2 separate regions of the Mus musculus genome follow, and region 1 is linked to region 2. Evidence: chromatin loops called from intact Hi-C (ENCODE). Cell type or tissue: left cerebral cortex. All regions are shown on one strand.

The links. Hi-C counts contacts between places; a loop is a spot of excess contacts. Peaks named below come from ENCODE experiments on the same cell type or tissue, not always from the same donor. Only the 100,000 strongest peaks of a DNase experiment are listed, where the experiment ranks them.
Region 1: a loop joins it to region 2, with 2.4 times the contacts of the local background. A loop is called at or near these places in 4 of 42 quality-filtered maps.

The regions. Positions count from the first base shown.
Region 1 is chr9:27,112,602-27,120,601 of GRCm38, forward strand. All of the region lies in intron 1 of Jam3 (junction adhesion molecule 3), which reads right to left. Among named protein-coding and RNA genes, the nearest start is that of Jam3, 39 kb to the right of the region's middle. In left cerebral cortex, a CTCF peak has its summit at 3,360 (motif pointing left); no DNase peak of the experiment used is centred here; H3K27ac peaks cover 269 bases.
Region 2 is chr9:27,295,239-27,303,238 of GRCm38, forward strand. Igsf9b (immunoglobulin superfamily, member 9B) reads left to right here and starts at 3,866. Exons shown (of 20, transcript NM_001326702.1): 1 at 3,866-4,279. The coding sequence starts at 4,216. In left cerebral cortex, CTCF peaks have their summits at 2,178 and 3,936; DNase peaks (open chromatin) are centred at 3,912, 4,674, 4,917, 5,367 and 3 more places; H3K4me3 peaks cover 4,915 bases; H3K27ac peaks cover 4,661 bases.

The DNA.
Region 1 (8,000 bases), 180 kb before region 2:
CACACACACACACACACACACTCCTCTCCTTTCTCTAAGATGTTGCTTTGTACACTTGAAAGAGGTCTGGGATTTGTAAAGGGGAGGAGCTCTGTGTGCACTCACTCTATGAGGAAAGACCACGAGAAGAAAAGGGGTACCCGCATTACACACACTCTTAAGTACTTAACCAATGGGATGTGGCCTCTGCACTCCATCAGCACCAAACACTCTTCCAGGAAGAATGGAGGAAGAACAAAATACCAAGTAGGCCTGAGGACAGGGTCGGAAGGCAGAAAGGCAGAAGGGGAAACAGGAAGAGAAAGACTCCCCCAGAGTACTAGCCTACCTCTTTTTGTAATTGGTTGTTGGCCTCCATCCTTTTTAATCATTCAAAAAGTTTATACAACAACAAATGAGCTGGGCAGCATCCCTGCAAGAGTCCAGCTTTAGCTGAAACCAGTATAGATCTGTAATATGCTTAGGAGAGAGAGGGTAGTCAGCATGTTCGTAAGCCCAGCATCATCGGCTGCTAATAGCAGACTAATTGAAAGCTCAGAGAGACATCTTTTCCATGAGACTCATCTTGGAGGTACTGAGGCATGACAATGGTGATGACTAAATATACAGCACGTGTCAATGTATATTCTTACTCTGTAGAGCATCTCACCTGCAAATACATCACCCCTAACACTAACCTGACTGGAAGCCTTGCCTGGTGCGACTCTGTGAGCCGGTCCTGTAAACACTACTTGCATGTCATTACAAATTCTGGTATCAGAATTCCAAGACAAGAATATGTGCTCTTATGTGCTACAAAGAATCTACTCAATTTAATTCAAATGGAATATATTCAATTCGATTCAAGTATATACCAAGTTATATTTGCATTCCAACTGTATAAACTGTGCAATAATCTTCCATCTTGCTTACACTCTCCAAGGCCCTGTCTGGCTCTGCAGCCTGAGGAGATGCACAGAAGCGGCCTTAGCTGCTGTTGTCACGGGCAGGGGAGGAGGATGGGCCTACTTTAGGTGGAAGTGGAGTCTCCACTTCATGCTCAGAACCACTGTAAAGAAGGGATGAGATTTCTTTATCCCATTGTCCTAGCAATAAGAAACATATTCAAGCTACAGGACTTTCAGCTTTAACATGTTAAAAGAAAAATAAACATGGTCTAAAAGCATCCTGTGTAACTGAAACTGAAGAACCAGGAAAATTAAGAATGGTTTTATGAAGAAAAAAAAAAAGAGTAAGTTCAATTCTCATGTGTACAGGCTAACTTCAGCTCAGTCCCACCAAAATAGGACAAAACTATACACTACCAAGAATTTGTCTATTACAGGAAAGACTTTTCTAACTCACTGCTACTAAGTTATATACTTAGAAATAGAGCAGCTTGGTTGTATTTTTCTCTCCTCGATGAATAAGAAAAATATTCCCAAGAGCTAGGTGGCTAGTCGGGTCCCTGTAATTCCAACTCTGAGCAGAGTGAGCTGAGAGCGGAGCATCAGAGAGCGGAGGTAAGGTCGGAATGCACAAGTCAGACACCTGTCTGCGCTGCACTGAGACCGTGCCTCACAAACGGAAAGAGAGCATTAAAGAAATGCATGTATATTCAGTGTATAAATTATACAAATATAGTATACAAATAAATGTCAACATGATTCAAAATAAACATTGTAGTTTTATGTGTAGTTTAAGAAAACAAGCAATTAGGAGTAACTACTATACTTTAATGCCATACATATAATCATGACTAAATATCTAAAGTTCACTGAATAAATAAATTCACAAGTACAAGAAAAAGGCAAGAATGAAAAAAAATATTTTTAAAGAGGTAGAAAAGAAAATGCAACCCACGGCACATTCGGAAGGCTGGGTCACTGCAACCAAGGGGATTCACAAGTATTAATGGTGGCAGGCTCCATGCTAAGTAAGCAGCAGCCTTCCCAGGGCTAACTCCCACTTGTTTGTTTTAAATGGCTTTGCCATGCGTAAGAAAGTGAGAGGTACTATTTTAGCAGGAAACATTTCAGACTCATGCTGAAGGTAACCATTCCAGCCCAGAATGAAAAAAAAAAAAAAAAGCAAGGGTTTCCTAGCGAAGTTACTTACCAGTAATTTCGGGTATCAAAGTTCAAAATTTAGTCCTGCCTAATCTACACACTTTTTATGTCCAAAGCCACTGTGAAAAAATGACCATGACATTGTCTCTGTTGATTCAGCTTAAACATATATACTATCCATGAAATAAATTACTTTAATTAAAAAAGGAAAAAATCAAGCTGGGCAGTGGTGGTGCACGTCTTTAATCCCAGCTCTTGGGAGGCAGAGGCAGGCGGATTTCTGAGTTCAAGGCCAGCCTGGTCTACAGAGTGAGTTCCAGGACAGCCAGGGCTATACAGAGAAACCCTGTCTCCAAAAACCAAAAAAAAGAAAGAATCAAAAGATGCCAGGAAGGATGACATAATGGGATTCCTGGAGTATAATGCTGCAACAGGGAACACATGACTCAGCATTTGTGGAGAAATTAGAATTAAAGATCATAAAGAGTGAACTTTATTGTACAGAAAATTAACAAAAGAATCAGCTAGGATGTTCAGGAAGCTAAGTTGAAGGACAGAATGTGACAAAGGAAACAGTTACAAATACCAGAACCTCATTCCCTGGGATCCCTGTTGGGGGGCTGGGGGGACCTACTGACAAGTGCATCTGAGAGGACACTGCACTCTAGCTCTCCCCCAACAGTAATGTGGGTTAGCAACTCACATGAGAAAAAAAAATCTTTACATATGTAACAATCAAAAAAATAAATCATGTTGTAGATAGAGAGCCAAGTTTCATACACTTTTTATTTAATGTACACAGACATGTGGGCATGCGCAGGGCAGCAGAAGTACATGTATCATCTAGCCCCGTTCCATAGAGATCCTCGAGGCAGAAGCACCCTGGCATTCTAAATAGCATTCTCCAGTAACAGGACGTAGGGCACACTGGAGAAAGGGGTGATTCTGTCAATAGAACTCAGAAGATGAGCCTTGAAGTACAAAAGGTAAGAAAGTGCATAAAAACAAATATCAAAAATGTTAAAGAATAGGCTGGTGAAATGGCTTAGCAGTTAAGAGCATCTATTCCTCTTGCAGAGGACCTGGGTTCAATTCCCAGCACCTACACAGTGTCCCTCTATAATTCCAGTTCTGGTGCTCTGACTAGACTCCATGGACTCCTACACATATGGTACATACAGAATCCTACAAGTGGGTAGAGAGATGGCTCAGTAGTTAAGAGCACTGACTGCTCTGCCAAAGGTTCTGAGTTCAATTCCCGGCAACCACAAGGTGGCTCACAACATCTGTAATGGGATCTGATGCCCTCTTCTGGGGTGTCTGAAGACAGTTAGTGTACTCATATAAATGAAATGAATAAATCTTTTTTTAAAAAAATCCTGCAAACATACACACATAAACATAAAATAAGTGGGTTTTTTTTTTCAATTTTATAAAAAGCTGGGAGGTGGTGAGCACACGCCTTTAATCCCAGCACTGGGGAGGTAGAAACTGGTGGAGCTCTGAGATCAGGGCTAGCCTGCTCTACAGATCGAGTTCCCTAACAGTGATGTGTCACTCTTTAAGGGAACATAAAATTCCAAGAGTCATGCACTTAGCTTAATGTAAAACTTGCCAAAAAAAAAAGTTTTGTTGTAAATTTCAACACTTCTTTTAATTAACAAAACAAGTGGGAAGAGAATTAGTAAAGGAAAAAGATTTACTAACTTAATCTACTTGATATTTTTAAATTCACACATCAAGACAGATGTTCTAACCAGCAGTCACTGCAAATTTTAACAGTGAAGTCACAGGGGGATGGGGGAGGGGATAGGGGGTTTTTGGAGGGGAAACAAAAGAAGGGGATAACATTTGAAATGTAAATAAAGAAAATATCTAATTAAAGAAATAGTGAAGTCATACAAAGTCTGCTGTCAGACCAAATAAAATTTAAATGATGGCTTACTTCTCTTGCAGAGGACCTAAAGTTCAGCTCCCAGTGACCCCTATAACCTCAGCTCCAGGGAGTCGGACACCTTCATTCTCCTCTGTGGCACCAACGAGTGTGCACTTACTCTCATAGACACACAGACACAAACACACACAGAGATAAATCTTTTTAAAAAGCATTCTGAACAAAATGAAAATATGACATACACTTTTTATGCTAGGCCACTAAAATTTGAAATCTATAACACCTAAAAGACTTACATTTAAAAAAAAACTAAAATGTCTCATTCACATCAGTGACCTTAGATATTATCTTGGGAAGTCATAAAAATAATAAATTATGACCAACATAAGCAAAATGGAAGAAATAATAAAGATCAAAGCAAAAAAAAAAACTACATGGTAGAAAACAAAAAAGAAGACAAAACTAATGAGAACAAAATCTGGTTCTTTAAAGATTAACAGTTCACAAACCTTTACTAAGCTGGACCGAGAACAACAAAGAAAAGACACAGATTAACACTGTCAAGAAAAAGGGACATTGTACTGATATAGAAATTAAAATAATGAAAAGTTGTTTTTTGGGGATTTTTGTTTGTTTGTTTGTTTGTTTTTCGAGACAGGGTTTCTCTGTGTAGCCCTGGCTGTCCTGGAACTCACTCTGTAGACCAGGCTGGCCTCAAACTCAGAAATCCGCCTGCCTCTGCCTCCTGAGCGCTGGGACTAAAGGTGTGCACCACCACGCCCGGCTCATGAAAAGTATTATGAACAATTTCATACTTACAAATTAAACAATTACAATGAAATAAACAGAAATATTGAAAAGCCTCACTCAGAATTAAGCAACCAGAATAACCTCACAGTGACTTAAAACAAAAATTTTTGTTATTAAAAGCCTCCCCTTAGCCGGGCAGTGGTGGCGCCACAACAAAGTGTTTCCCACCTTTGGCCTTCTGTGAGGGCTGCATGACTCTGGTATCAAAACCAAAGATTTTATAAGAAAACTACAATCAATATTCTTTATGAACACAAGTATAAAAATTCCAAATTTGCCATCATCAGGAGAACCAAATAGGACAGAACTGTGAGGTTGGGTTAGCATCTGCTGATTGGCTGACACAACTCAGAGGAAAAAGCAAAAACACGGCAGCAAGAAGACATTTTCAATGGATGAAGAAAGAGTATTGCTAAAAACCTAGCATCCATTCATCATAATTTTTTTTTAATTAAATGCTGAATGCTTTTTCCTAAGATCAGATGTGTTGGTTTGGAAACCCTAACTAAGAGAAGAACAAGATAAAGAGGACATCTAGTCTCATGGTTTCCATTCAATGCTGTATTGGAAGTTCTAGCCAGTGAACCCGGGCATGAACACTTGGACAGCGAAACCCATACAGTGTGCACCCCTAATCCAAGACACAGCAGGAGGCAGGGGAGGAGGCTCTGAAGGTTCCAGGCCAGCCAGGGCTACTCAGAAAGACTGTCTCCAGAAACAGTGAGAAAGGCAAAGGCAGCGCGTCTTTATTTACACAGACGTGATCATCTACGTCAGGAAAGAATGACGTACAATCCCAAGGCTGAATGCAAGCTGCTGGCTGGCTGTTGTGGCTTTAGGACATACACTTTCATTGGCATACAGCCACCCTCTTCATTTGCTAATTATCTATGGCTGCTTACACTCTTAAAACCACAGAGATAAGGCAGTGCAAGACATCTTACAAGTGATGCACATAAGATGCTCAACATCATTAGTGAGCTACAAATTAAAACCACAGTAAGACAGAAATACACACTTGTAAAAACGGCCAAAAGTAAAAAGAATGACCACAACTGTTGATACAGACATCAAACTTTTGATTTCCCCTGGGCTGCCAGTGAAAATACAAAGCAATTTGCAGAACTGACCTGAAAATTTGAAATATGCCTACTTTCCTAGCCATATTACCTTACATACAAAAGAGGATGAAATTATATTCAGAGCAACTATACATGTGTGTGTGTATTACATATGTTACTAAGAACTTAAAATCATCCCAATTCTGGTCAATATTGGGAGCACACAATTGGTGCTGTCTCACAACATGCTGCTGTGCATCAAGAAAAAGGCTGAACTAATTAATGCAGCACACAGATGAAGCTCAGGTAACTGGGCTGGGTGAGAGAAGCCGGATCCAAGAGTTCTCCAGGTTTCATCCAGCTATAGAACACTTAGGAAACAGGGGTTGGTGGGAGGGCTCAGTGGTTGGGCTAAGAGCACGTTCTGGCTTAGAACCAACATGACAGCTCATAGGTACCTGTAAGTCCAGCTCCAGGAGATCCGGCAGCTCAGTCTTCTGCCCTCTGCAGGCACTGCACTCAGGTACACACACACACACACACACACACACACACACACACACATACACACACATACACACACACACACACACATACACACACACACACACACACACATACACACACACACACACACACATACACACACACACACACACACATACACACACACACACACACACATACACACACACACACACACATACACACACACACACACATACACACACACACACATACACACACACACACACACACACACACACACACACACAGAGACTGATACACTCATACACAAAATAAAGAATTTTTGAACAAATAAAACCCCTTTTAAACCTGCAGGAAATCCAAACTAGTATACATACAAGTATGTGTGCAGTGCCCAAGAAGCAGGGGTGCAGTAAAGAAGGGGTGACAAAGGGAGAGATCACATGGAAAGACTAGGATTCTTGTGGTGACACATGTGTCTGGGAGGAAACCCTGCACATGGTGGGAGACCCCCTGGGGACAGCCAGACTGGTGGCTACGTCCACTGCAAGCACCCGGAGATCGTGGCTCTAGTCACTATTTTTGATGTGGTAGTGGTTGCAAGGCCTTTCATATATGCTAAATTTACCAAGCTAGATATTACATATTTAAAATATACACAGTTTGTCATATGGCAATTTATACCTCAACTGTTTGTTTTTTTTTTAAACTCCAAACCCAAAAGTTCATACTGACCGTGAACCGATTAAAACAGTAACTGGAGAACAGAGATGAACTAATACAACCATGTCTTCCTAGGGAAGGCTGAGGGAAGGGAAATGAGTTTGCCCCGTTTACACCCTTCCTGTATTCCCCATACTGGCATCCTAGCCAACAATACCAATTTTTAACTCAACTAACTGAAGACATCCATGAAAGGTTTCATTTTTCTGCTGTCTCTGTAGAATCCTAAGGAAATAAAATAGATGAAAAAATCATAAAAAAAAAAAGGAAAACAGGGTAAGATGTAGCTACATAACAGCATTAACGTAGCATATAGGAGGCCCGAGTTTCATCTACCGCATAAAAGAAAGGTGGAGGGGAGGGAGGGGAAGGGAAAACGGCCTCACTGAGAAATCAATCTCACGTCAACATTCTCATCACAGAAAAGCAACTTAAAATGGGCTATATGAATAAGCATGGTAACAAATGCCTGTAATCCCATACTGTAGAGACTGAGGCAGGAAAGATACAAGTGTGAAGCCAACCTGGGCTGCACAATGAGATTCAGGCCAGCCAGGGCAACAGAGTAGCAAACCAACAAAATCCCAAACCAATCATCACCAACTTCCACCTTCCCCCACCCAAAAACGCTGTATATTCAGCGTCAAAAATGGAAATGTGTTTCAAACCAGACAATCTAAACTATTATATTTATGTATGTACATCAATTTTATGCATATATATTTACATATATTCTTATATAGAATTCCCTCGAGTGCTTGTTCTGTGCCAGCCACCACTTTCCTAAACAACTTTTATATTCCTCCCAACTATCCTAGAAGGTGCCTACTGTGAGCACCCAAACTGCAGACTTGGAAATTCACTCAGCAGGATATGTCGTCACTTGTGGATCAGGTGAAGGGGAGAAACCCAACAGGGTCTCCAAGAGCAGGCGAGCAGAGTGCATAAGCCACACACAGTTAACACAATCTGTCT
Region 2 (8,000 bases):
CAAACTGTATAAACACCAAACACTTTCAAACTTATTTTGAATAAATTCCTTTGGTTTACAGCCTCTCTTCTTCCTTGTAAGGAGATGCTCCAGCCATCATCCTACCCCAAATCCTACCAAGAGCCCTGAAGAGGGTAAACACAAGCTGCTGTTTGCAGTTTGATTGCTCAGTGGGTGTAAGAGAAACCTTGGTTGCCAGTGGCTACCTTTTCTATGTGTCCTCTGAGGGCTTCTGGGCATGTAAGAGTAAGTAGCGAGTGGTTTGGTTTTCTTTTCTTGGAATAACTGATAAGAGCAGAATTACGTGTTTCCAAAAGTGAAGCTTCTGATGAAACTAAAAGATGACAGATATTCTGACACCCAATGTGTATAGTGTCAGATACCTATATTCATTAGGGGTATCCACAATGAACCAGGAACACCAATTCAAGGGGGTTGGTTTGTGTTCCTCTTTCTTACGCCTCTTGGAAGGGGCCCATGTGGCCTCTGAGTATTCAGCTCTATGTCTCTGCTAGGGATGGAGGGGTTGCCATTTGTTCTGAGTCAAATGCTCAGCCATATGTTAAGAGGAAAAGATCTGACTGGCCTCATTCCTCTCTGCCAGTTGCTACAACACGTGTCTCTTGAGCTGATCTGAAATGAACCGGCACATGTTGTATGATAATGGTCATGATGCTAATTTTTTCCCTCTTCAATTCAATTTCCTTCCCTTTTCTCTCTGTCTTCACTCTTGTGTCCCTGTATTTCCAGTTGAATCTCCAGATGAAATACATTCTTTTTAGTTTCCTTTGAACATCTCTCTAGTTCAGTTTATTCTTTTAAGTTCTGATCTGATATACGGTTTTAACTTCCTAGCAGAAACTACCATCCTCCTGAAGACAAGATGGGTGGCCAAGCAAGGATAGCAGGGATGGACTGTGGGAACTGCTTTATCTTTTCCTCAACTTCTGGGAAGAAACTGTCTCAAAGTAGATGCTCCATAGATGTTAAATAGATGCGTCTCTTCTACCTCAAGGATTGAAGGACCTGGGGCTAGACTATGGACTCAATATTGCCTATATCCCAGCCTCAGAAGACAAAGAACACCATTCCACAGGTGTCAAATGCTGCTATGAGCATATAAAAGGGGATGAATCCTGGAGTCATGCAGTTGTATTAACCATTTTTTTTGTTTGTTTGTTTTTGTTGATTTGTTTTGTTTGTTTGTTTTGTTATCATGAAATATTCAAGGAGGTAGACTCATGAAGAAAAGAAAGATTTACTTAGCACACAATTCTGCATGCTCACGGCTGTGGTACCTGCTCTGGTTTATTTCTGTTCAAAGCCCCAAGACAGATGGAAGATGGCAATAGCTTTAGCATGTGCTGGCAAGCGGCTGGATTTCAAGCCAGGTAGCAGGTAGAGAGGAGGAGGGGCCAGCCTTTCTCCCTTCTTAACAGCACCCCACCCTCCGCTTTGTTTTCTCTTCTCTTTTATGAGAGTAGGGTCTCTTGTAGCTCAGGGTGACCTTCAGTTTTGTGTGTAGCTGAGGATGATCTTGTACTTCTGACCTTCCAAATGCTGGGACAATTACCTAGGCCACCAAGTCCAGCTCTGCTCATGACAGCCTTCTTATGAGAACTACCAGGGAGATCCCAGGAGAATTACCTAGCAGTGGCATGGCTTCCAGTGACTTAAGGACTTCTCAGTAGAACTCATGTTTTTTTTTTTTTGTTTGTTTGTTTGTTTGTTTGTGTGTGTGTGTGTGTGTTTAAAATGTATATGAACACAGTGTTGCTGACACACCAGAAGAAGGCATTTGATCCAATTATGGATGGTTGTGAGCCACTATGTGGTTGTTGGGAATTGAACTCATGACCTCTGGAAGAGCAGCCAGTGCTCTTAACCCTGCCCCCCCCCCCATCTCTCCAGCCCCAAACTCACGTCTTTATATTAAACTATATCTATATGTGTTTGTGTGTGTGTATGTGTGTGTGCACATGAGTGCAGTGCCTGTAAAGGGGTGTTAGATCCTTTAAAGCTGTAGTTACAGATCATGGACAATTACCTTAGGATGTTGAAAACCAAACTCTGCAAGAGTTGTGCACGTTCTTAATTGCCAAGTGTCTCTCCAGCTCCTAGGACTTACCTCTTGAAGGTTCCATTCTTCCAATACTGCCACCTTGGGGATCAAGTTTCCAACAACATGAACGTTTCTGAGGTCAAAATTAAATCATAGCCTAGCCTCATCACCCATTCTGCAAGTGGATCCCAATAAGTCTTGATAGACTTAGGACCCAGAGGAAGTATGTATGGACGTATATAGATGTGTGCAAACCTGTTTATGGGGAGACTTGCATATGTGTGTGTTGGAGGTAGAATTGGTGCATGTTGCCTGAGAATTGATGCGTCAAGGAGATCTAGAGCGTGCAGCTTCACCAAAGCCCCAGGAAAGAAATGTCAGCCCAGAAAGGACCTAAAGCAGTGGCCCATGGGAATATATCAACAGAGTGATAACTCATGAGTGTGTTCGCATGAGCAGGGCGAGTTTGCAAGCAGGAGGTATTCAGAAGTCCAGTTCTCCAGATGCTATTCAGATGATAAAAGTTCATTAGTGTGTGTGCTTCTCTGCTTAGGAGCCTCAGCTTTTCATCTCCTGGATGGCAACGAGAGTGGAGTTCTCCAAAAAGAATGACCCTCCATCACTCAAGGCCACTCTATGTGAGATACACGAGTCCATGCGCACACATTGGCTTTTCCAGCAGTAAGCTGTTGGTCTATGGGAAACTTCATGCTCTGTGCTTATTGAGAGATTGCCTTCATTGCCCCTCCATTTCTTCCCTGGCCAACAGCCCCTCCTAGGGAGCTGTGCCTCTCAGCACTGTGTCAGAAGCTTGAAAGAATAAACATCTCCACGGCAGCCTCAGAACACTGTGAGATGGTTGTAGAGGCTTTCATGATGCTCATTTATTCCTTGTGTAAACACAATTGTATTGGGGGAGGAGATGAAGAGATGCTGGAGTAGGGAGCCTGGGATATAGGAAGCTCTTCCAGCGTCTTTATTTATTATCTTCTGCAGAAATGAGGAGGACCTTTCCCTTTTCCTTGGTTCTCTACCTCACCCCCTGATCGCTCACAAACGCCACCTTGACTTTATGCTGCTGATATGGGGCTGGGCTCTCAGTAAGGTAGGAGAGGAAGCAGCATTTGTGTGCAGGAGAGGCAGCATTTATTGGGGGGGGGGGGTTAATGGCTTTAGTAATCATGAGCAACGATGACCAGCAATGGGGGTGGCAGTACGTGTGCACATGTGTTCCAGAGGGGTCTGTGACTCGCCGCAGCTGAGCCAATGACTCATTCCAAATTTAGCGACTTTTAGAGGTCATTTTAGTCATCCTCCTGGCTTTGGGCTGGATGGAGCCTAACTTAATATAACGTTTGGTGGAGGTAGTGTTCTGAGAGAGTGAGCAAAGAGTGGGGGTGGGGGGGGGAGGTATCACGTGGTCTCTTTGAACCGTTCTCCAGAAAAGGACGTTCCCTAGTTTCCCCAGGATGCTTGGGTTTCCCTATCCCCGTATCAGCGTGGTCCTCCCGGGAACTGCTTTTTTTTTTTTTTTTTTCTTGATAGAAACCGGATGTTGGATTCTCAAGGTGGGCGGGGGCTCCATCCCCTCGGATAACCTGTCAAGGGTTATTGAGATTCTTAGGGTCCCACTAGCCAGTACGAGAAGCTACCATCTATTTAATCAGAAACTTGCCATGCAGTCTGAGCTGAGAACAGAATAGAGCAAAGACGTTACAACGCCTTTTCCCAGGCAATGCGCATGATTCTGCGGCTCTGTGCTCGCTACACTTCAACGCACCTTGAAATGGGCTCGCCTTCTTCGCGCAGCGACGGACTAAGAGTTTAGCCAATCAGTGCCTAGACTCGTGAGCACTGTCCAATAAACAGCCGCCAGGGGCGGACCACCAGGACAGGCCCGGCTAGGCTTCACCGTGGACCTGGCTGCGCTCTGCCTCGGTTGGCAGTGCAGGTGCCGCTGCGCCGGGGCCCGGGAGGCTGCGCGCGCCGAGACGAGCGGAGCCAGGAAGGGATGGAGAGCGGGCCGCCCGGGCTACAGGAGCACCGGCAAGGGGCGTAGGCGGGCGAGAAGCGGGCACTGAGGCACGAGAAGTGTGCAGACGCAGGAGCACTTTGCGATAGGATGAGGCTCTTGGCTGGCGCGCGGTAGTACTATGATTTGGTATGTGGCCACTTTGATAGCAAGTGTGATCAGCACCCGAGGTCTTGTGGCTCAAGGTGAGTTGAAGTGCAGCATCCCTCCTCCAACCCTCTTGGCGTTCTTAGACCTTTGCTCCAGGCTCTGGCTCCCGAACCCCGGGGGCGAGGCTCCGGCTCCGGCCAGGCGCACCTCCGAGCACTGGCCCGGGCAAAGGCTGGGGAACTGCGGGTGGGAGGAACTCGGCGGGAAGGTGCGGGAGCCCTTGGGCTGCGAACGCCTTGGAATCAAAGTGGACTTAGTCTACCTTAGGCCCCTTGGTTCACAACCACACGTCGAATCTGAGCTTTGGGGAACCCCTAGTGCTCTAACTCTGGCTGCTGGGGACTTTGATGGTCTTTAGGCAGGATTCCGCGCGTCCCAGCCCTGCACAGCACCGCTGGATGGAGGAGCCCTTGAAGGGAGGCGCGATTAAGAGGTTGGGAGTCCCCGCAGCCGCCTCGAAGGGATCGGGTTCTCCGCCCCGCGCCCTTCCTTTCCACACATCTTGGCCGCGGAGGTCGGATCCCCTTGGCAGGTGACAAGCAGAATTGACCTAGAGGCTCCGAGCAGCATCTGCTCTTCTTGGTTCTGTCGGCCGCCCGCGCCCACCTTGACTGCATCTGGGCCCCGGCCAGGCAAAAGTTCCCGGGGAGGCGCCGTCGCCGCGCTTCAGGCTGCCCGGCCCAGCGGCCTCGGGGCGAGGGCCGCGAGGGAGGGGTCTGCCCAGCTGCGTCTCAGAGTCGAGTGGGATTTTTTATTTCTGCCTTCTCGGGTTTGAGCCCAAGAAAAAGCTAGGGAGAAGCCAAGGCGCGGGGTGCATACTTGAGCGCGAGGGCTTTCGCTTTGGAGATGGCAGAGCTCTGGGTGGCACCCGGCTCTCGGCCCTTGTATGGAAGTCAGAGCCGAGCCTGGAAGCTGCCAGGACTCTGAGCTCACGGTTTCTGCGCGCGGAACCGACCCGACTGCGGGCAAGTTCGCAAAGCAGGGAGATGGCGGCGGGAGAGGAACGGTCTGTGGGTGGAAGGCGACAGGGTGACGAGATTCTGCGGACTAGGGAGCCTTTTTGAAGGGCTCTGCTGGAGGCGCGGGCTTCCCCGGCTTCTTTTGCACCTTGCCTCGGGGCGTGTGGGGGGGAGTGGTTTGAGAAAGTTTCCGGATTGGAATGTATCTCCTCTGCTACTTGAGAGGGGGTTCTGAAACGAGAGAGTGGGGCGAAGGGAAGGACAGCTTTCCAACAAGCACTATGATGGTCGGGATGGTTATAAAGGTTTCCATTTGTCAGGTGGGAAAACCGAGACAGAGTGACCTCAGAAGAAGCTTATGGAAAAAAGGTGGATCTTGCTGTGCTTCTCCCTTCCCCCTTCCCATGCAGTCTTTCAGTGACTTCCTCCTCCTCCTCCCCTCTGGGTTTTGGTATATTCTGCTGTGGGGCTGTCCCTGAAAGCACAAAAGGCTGTGCTAGCATCCGAATTGAAGAGACACCTAAGGAGGGCTCTTCAACTAGCCTCCCAACTTTAGCAAGGGACAGATTTTTTTTTTGTTTTGTTTTAATTTAAACACAGACTACAGGAAATTGGGTTTATATTGCCGAGATTCACAGAATGGCTAGATTGAAGAAGGAACTTCCCAGTGTTGAAGGTTGTTGGTTGTGAAGGTTATTGGTCCTTCTGTCTGGAACTCCTACTCTTCTGTCTGGGAGCAAGGGTGACCTGATTGGTCTTGGATTCTTTTTAGTCTGAAATGGCTCAATGAGGCACTTACAGACATAGGCTTACTGATAAATGGACAAGATTCAAATCCTGGCCGTCCCACTTGCTGACCCCGTGACCTTGGACACATTTCTCAGCTTTTCTAAATGTCACTTACCTCAGTGGAAAGTGGGTTAGCTGTAGGAGTTTGTAGAGGCTTGGAGTGTGTGAACAGTTCTGTGACGAAGTGGCTGGGTGCCTGTTGTGAAATATGTGCTCACCAGACATCAGTGTTAGCATTTCAGGATCTATGGGATGGGATTCCTATTGGGTTATGCAGGGAGCGGAGAGTTAAGAGTGTGTTGGGGGACATTCAGAAGATTGCCTCCGAGGAAGCTAGACCCCTTCCTGGGCTGACCTTGCCTGGTGGAACCTCTCTTTCCTGCATCCCAGGGAAGTGTGGGTGGGGCATGCAGAATTGCTTGGAAGTCCTTTACAAGGTCTGCAAAGCTGAAGTATTGCTGGCTGCCAGATGCTACAGCCTAGAGCGGGGGAAGGGCACCTGCTCGCCTGTGAGGCCAGGGTTGCCAGTGCTGATGAGAGAGGCCTTATGGGATCCAGATGTTCTGAGAGGGGCAGAGGTGACTTTGGAGAAATCCTTCAACCTCAGGGACTGTGTGCAAAGCAGGAGTCGCTCTAGGTGAAAAGAATCAGGCCCATCAAACTGTCAGCTTGCAAGTCTGGGACAGAGGTGGGCATGGGCTCTTCCTTTTGACTCTGGTCAGGCATCTTGGAAGTAACTGAGCTCTGTGATCCAGTTGGGAGGGTAAAGAAAAGAGAAAGGTGGAGGCAGGTGGATCTCTGTTGTACAGAGAGAGTTTCAGGACATGGAGAAACCCTGTCTCAGGGAGGGAGGGAGGGAGGGAGGGGGACAGGAGAGGAGAGGAGAGGAGAGGAGAGGAGAGGAGAGGAGGAAGGCTATTGATGTAGTAGTCTCTGCATCACAGACATCTGCCCAGCAATCTGGGGGAGTTTCCACACTATGTGGAAATCCTGCGCGAGGTATAATTGACATTCAACCTCCTGTAAGGGAGGGAAGTCTGTTCTTCATTCCCAGTGTTACCTCCACCGAGTCTGCTGGTGGACTCCCTGGCTCCTGTGTGCCCAGGCCAATGAAAATCTGATTCAGATTCTGCTTGTGCTTGGAGCAGTGCCCTCTGTCCTCTCTGGCTTTGTCCACCCAGCCTTCCTTTGTGGATGGAGATGAGAAGGAGTATGTTTAAAGCCCAGGACAGCCTCTCAGCTGGGAAGAACTTGGTGCCGGGTGGTGAGTGCTGGTATGAGTGTGTCTCAGGACATTTACACGGAGGCGGGGGTGTGTCTGGTAGGAGGCCCCCCTGCAAGAAGCTGGAATAGGTATGTGTGGGAGGAGGCATGATGCTGCTGAGTACTGGAAAGAGTCAGCTGGAAGCAGTAGGCCGATAGCCCAGCATGCAGCAGTCCCTGGAGTTGTCAGGTCCCTGGTTCAGGTGGTTTCAAGTTTATATCTGAGACGGAGAGTTGGGGTCTGGTTTCTCAAGGAGTAAAGGTTGCTCAGTTAGAGAGCTTGTATCCGTCCCTTCTTTGCTGTGCCTGGCACTTTCCAGGGTCTAGGCTCCCTCTCTGTCCTCAGAGTTGGCCAGCCTGTTCGGTTTGCTTTTTTTTTCTCCATTCTGTTGGGTGCTCATTAGGTTTCCCTGCAGCCCTCCTGTTTGCACTGAAAATGCGGGGGTGGGAGGTGAGGCCGGAGTTAGGATAGCATCAGGAACAGTGAGATTTAACTGATTCCTGTCTCCACGAGAGCTGCTCCCTTCTGGAGGCTTCTCAGCTGCTCTCCCCACCCCCACCCTGGAGTGACATGACCCCCCCCCCCCTTCCCTCTGCTTCCAGGGATGGGTTGAACAATTTGTGTGAAGAGTGGATCTTGATGAGCTGTGATTGGTAAGAACTTTTGGCTTCTTAGAAGAAGTGTGCATGTGTACATATACATACGCGCCCTAGGATGTGTTATGTATATTCCTATATGCATGAG